Regions from separate parts of the Homo sapiens genome. Here region 1 is linked to region 2. A link is a loop called in an ENCODE intact Hi-C map of the cell type or tissue named here. Cell type or tissue: A673. All regions are shown on one strand. Region 1 overlaps LOC101927157 (a long non-coding RNA gene). Region 2 overlaps GABRA4 (gamma-aminobutyric acid type A receptor subunit alpha4).

Evidence for each region. A loop is a pair of places that touch in the nucleus more often than their neighbours do. Peaks named below come from ENCODE experiments on the same cell type or tissue, not always from the same donor. Only the 100,000 strongest peaks of a DNase experiment are listed, where the experiment ranks them.
Region 1: it touches region 2 in a loop (3-fold over the local background); 2 of 110 quality-filtered maps call a loop at or near these places.

Annotation. Positions count from the first base shown.
Region 1 is chr4:47,932,668-47,935,167 of GRCh38, reverse strand. All of the region lies in intron 1 of LOC101927157 (a long non-coding RNA gene), which reads right to left. Among named protein-coding and RNA genes, the nearest start is that of NFXL1, 19 kb to the right of the region's middle. In A673, a CTCF peak has its summit at 1,142 (motif pointing right); a DNase peak (open chromatin) is centred at 1,167.
Region 2 is chr4:46,945,915-46,948,414 of GRCh38, reverse strand. The region is part of intron 8 of GABRA4 (gamma-aminobutyric acid type A receptor subunit alpha4); the gene reads left to right. Among named protein-coding and RNA genes, the nearest start is that of COX7B2, 38 kb to the right of the region's middle. In A673, no CTCF peak of the experiment used is centred here; DNase peaks (open chromatin) are centred at 774 and 974; H3K4me3 peaks cover 794 bases; H3K27ac peaks cover 2,459 bases.

The sequences.
Region 1 (2,500 bases), 990 kb before region 2:
TGTACCAGTAGAATATCCATTGAACTATACATTATGTCTTTGAAGTCCTGTGTTTCCATTCATCTTGGCTGTTCCTTCAATATCTTCACTACAGAAATGTCTAGTCCTGGAGTGGGTGCGTTGTATATAATACCATAACGTATTTCTCTCTGACACAAGTTCTCCTTTTCCTTTCTTTTTCTTCTTGTTCTTGTTATTACTTCTTCATCTGCGTTTTGTTCTTTTTCTCTGTGCCATTTCTTGCCTGTTATAAAAACCTCTAAGACAGTGTAAAGAGGCTTACTGGCTACCCATACCAGGTAGATATGGTAAGATAGGGAGAATGAGGGTTACATACCTGGCTTAGAGCTGGCTCCCAAGAAGAAGCACCCCTAATTACAGCATCCAGGACTAGGGTGAATACTTTGACTCTCATCTGGGCTAGAGATATAGCCAAGGATTCTGATTTGGTGACCCCTGGCCCAAGCTCTATAGTCTTGCTGATGCTTACATTGGACAGGTGGCTGATTCTTGGCTCAAAGTCTTGGGGTAAGGCGAATTTAGCCAACTATTCTTTTTTTCGTGACTCCTCCATGTAGAGAGGAATCTGATGTGCTGAAATTGCACTGTGGGCTTTAGTTTACAGGCACCTGGGGTGCAATGCAGAGGTTCATAATTGGATTCCAGCTTCATCAGGGAGTTTTTTTAAAGACAGGAAACATATGGCTTTAGGGAAATTCATGATAAGAGTGTTGACTTGGGTACATGTGGATGCTAAAGCAGGAACTCATCTTTTAGCAACCCAGACACCAGCCATATTCCAAGTTGATTCTAGACGCCAATTGGTCATCCAGAACTAGCATCTTAACATATGAGGACTAGAACAGGTTTGGCATAAGGACAGGAGTGAGGGTGGGGAGGTGGGTAGGATGAAATCTGAAGATCCTTAATACCTGTGTCTGAGAGGAGCTGGGACTCAGAGATGGTAGATCAGTGAGGGAATAGAAATTCAATCTCTAGTCTTGCCAATAAGTCTGGTGCGTGTTTACCCTGTTCTTCTGCCAACTCTATTATAATATAGAGTTCTCATAGGAAGAGACTGCTTTAACATTTTGCATACATTAAAAAAAAAACCCGTTTCCAACTTAAAATATGGTGTGATTAAGCTTCCTACCATTAGGTGGCAATGTAGGTCTACAATTATAACCTTGAAAGCCCGAAGCTGTTTAGAGATTACAAGCGGTGTAATCAGTGCTCTTTGGCAATAAAGAGTAATATTTCTCTGACACAAATATTTCCAGAAGATTTTAGTATACAAACTATATACTAGTTTGAACTGAAAACATAATCAAATAAAATTTAAAATTTAAATTTAATTGATAAAGTAATAAGACACATTGAAGCATTTGAATATTTCTTAATTTCAGGAAGTTCACCAAGGGAATAATAATAATTACATTACAAAAAGCTTACTGATGTTTAAGACATGTACTAGAGATAAACAAAAGGGGACAAAATGGAGCAAACGGTGTTTATATTAAAATTAAGTTTACATTTTTATTTTTAAAAAGTCCATTGCTTTAAAAAGTCTTAAAACTACTGATTTAACAGTATTGGAAATAAACCTACTTAGGACACTGTAAATTTAGGTAATGTTCTTCCTCGTGTTAACTGAAACTGTGTTATTGGATGCCCAGGTTTATAGACTGTTCAGAATACAAAATATGAATCAACAGGTGTGTAGACTCAAAAGAAATAGTTTGATATCCCCTAAACTAGTTTATCTCTAGGTGAAGAAGAAAGAAAGTGGGGAATTCAAGGAAAGGGAAAGGAGAATGTAGAAAGGCCTCAGAGATCATCTAGTCCATCCCTACTCATTTTACAAATACAAAAATCATGGCCAGGCAATAGTAAGGTTGTTGAGAATGTAGAGTATTAGAAACTGAGTGAGAGTGGGAATCTTTTTTTTTTAAACTGAGTCTCACTGAGGGAGGCAGGAGGCAGCCACATGCCTAGGCAGATAGGGGCAGGTCCCTGGTGAAACACCACCTCCAAGCTGAAGACAGTTTAAAGCCTGAAAGCCAAGCTACAAGTTAAATTCTCAGACCAGATTGAGAACTTGTCTTTCCGTTTGGCATGCTTTCCTCTGATTGATCCCCACCCTTCACCTACTTTACATATACCTACCCTTTTCTGTTGGTTTTCTACACTGTTGTGCCCACCTTTGAGTGATGTCTTCACTTTAATCTTTTTTGCATACTCACAAACCAATCAGCATGCACTTCCTATTCTGAGCCCATAAAAGGCCCCAAGCTCAGCCATACTGGGGGACTTTTTCCCACCTTTGGGTAGGGGAACCACCCCCACTACCCCACGTCCCCGCTTTGCTGAGAGCTTTCCTTTCGCTTAATAAATTCTACTCCACTCACTCTCCAGTGTCCATGTGCCTAATTCTTCCTGGTCATGAGACAAGAACTTGGACCAACTTGGACCTACTTGGACCTACTTGGACCTACACACA
Region 2 (2,500 bases):
TCCCTAGTTTGAATGCTCCCCACAATCAGATTACTGTGTTTCCTCCATGATATTTCTTTGTCATTAATATCCTCTTTTCTGGCAGAGGATCTCTTTATTTATGATAAAGTTTAATAGGTTTCCAAAGGATAAACAAATCTGATTATTTTCAGGGTAACACACAGATTGGATGTTCAGTGGAGGACTTAAGATTTTTTCAGATCACCTGGATGGGGTTCAAAGTCTAGGTCTACCAGGTTCACTATTAGAATAATTTTAGGGTGCTGTGAAAATAGAGACATTAGCCAAAAGCCTCTTGATATATTGAGAGTAGTTGATAAAGTAAAATAAAAAGAATGCAGCCCAGTGTGGGGTAAGTAAAAGGATGCAGTAATTTATTTGGTGCTGCTATTTCCAATATACTGTAAGGCATTCTGGCTGACAGCCCCAGCCTCAACTGCCAGGCCTGGGAGTGAGGACATCTTCTGGGTGATTCCAACCCAGCCCTTCTGATTGAAACCACATGAGAGACTCTGAGTGAATGCTGCTTACCTGAGTCCAGCCAGCCTCCAAACCCTTGAGAGATAAAATTAAAATGATTGCTGTTGCTTTAAGCCACTATGTTTAGGGGAGATTTATTATGCAGCACAAGATTAACTGGGAAACACATGCTTTTAAGTCACATACAACCAAGTTCAAATAATGACTCTGCCTCTTGCTAGTGGGATGATGTCAGCCAAGATCTTGACTTTTTCTTATTCTGTTTGTTCATCTTACAGATGTCTAATCTCGAATGCTGCAGGTGCTCAATAAATATGTTTCTCTTCTTTCCTTCCTGTTTTACTTCCTTCCTTCCTTTTTTGCGCCTTTTCTTCTTTCTATCCTTCTTTCTCCCCTTTGCTTCCTTCCTGCTTTCCTCCTCTTCCTTCCCCTATAAATTTAACTAAGTGCAGCTGCTTTTGTGGTAGGCCATTTTAAACTGGAATATGTTAGTGCCAGGTGTGGATTTAATTGGACCTTTACTTAGAACGCAGGCAGACAGAATTCAGGATGCATTTATTTTTTCAGTGAAAACTGCTGAATCACTGGTTCCAAAATCGGCATAAAATATGCCCAGACCTTCCACAGACGGCGTGTGTGATGTGATCAAGTGCCTTAGGGGAATGGGGTAAACAAATTTTTAAAAAAGGAATGTTTCCATCAGTTCACAGCGAACATTATCAGAATTCAGTTCAGGCAAAGAATATCTTAAAAAGCTAGATAAAGGAAATGAAGGCATGAGCAACATGTTATTTGTAGGAATGACATACATTATCTCCTTGGCAACTGCAGGGTGGCATGCAATTTGGCAATCTATGTTGTGTCATCTTGGATGCCTGGAAGTCACTGTTTCCTATGGAAACAAAGGAAAGAACAACATGAGAAAAAGAGTTCTGATTTTAGTATTCTGGAAAAGTATTTTAAAACCAAGAGACCAGCAGGCTTCCACGGCATAACTAGAACTCAAAATGGCATTAAATTTTTATTTATTAATTCCACAATGCTTTAGAACATGAATTAGATCCAATTATTTTTGAATCTGCTGCACTTTTATTATTGCTTTGTGTTCAAAAGATGACTTAAGAAATTTGTGTGGAACTTTCAATGCACCAGTGCTTAGTCTTTCATAAACATCAGATTCTCAACTTACGCACATTTATTTATCTATTCATTCAACAGATATTTGTTAAAAGACTAATTTGTGCCAGGCGTTGTACTAGGTATCAAGGCTGTATAGACTCCTTATGTCTTATAATCATCCTTTCCTATTCGCAGAATGTTGTGGCATTTCTTTATTTGAAGTGAATCAATAATTTAGCAAGCACTGACTTAGCCCCACAGTGGAGTCCCTATTATATTGGGAACTAAGAGTTAGCAGAAATGAAACATAAGGCTACACAATACTTGATGGGACACAAAACAATTCTCATAATGCTGTTTCTTTGGTTAGTCATTTGGGAAACCTTTCTTGGGTGTAGAAAAGTGCTGTTTTTATCAACAGCCTCCAAGTAAATGGCTCCAAAATATTTATAATAGTGACTCACGCTCTATATAATTTCATTTGATAGTTCATTTGACAGAAATTGAATGTCTTAAATGAAGGAAATGAAGGTTGCAATATAGCTGGCTAGAATCTATCAGTTTCCACTTTGATGAAATTCAAAGAAGTATCAACATTATAAAATGCTACAAATGCAGCTTAAAGGGTTTCAGTGAGACTGCCTGGTCACAGCAGGAGAATGATATAGCCAGTTACATGAGATTAAAGCATCACATCAGTCTTGCCAGGATCACCAGTGGCCTATAGAAATTTTTTGTTGTTGTTTTCAAAATAGTGCTGGAGATAAGAACTTGAGGTTTTATTGTGGAGCAGAAATTTGGGTTCAACAGTCAGCTCTTCCCAAGGACAATGTTACCTCTCATTGATTTGTTTACTGTCTTTAAAGCATTGCTTTGACTGCTTATTCTTCATCTCCTTTCA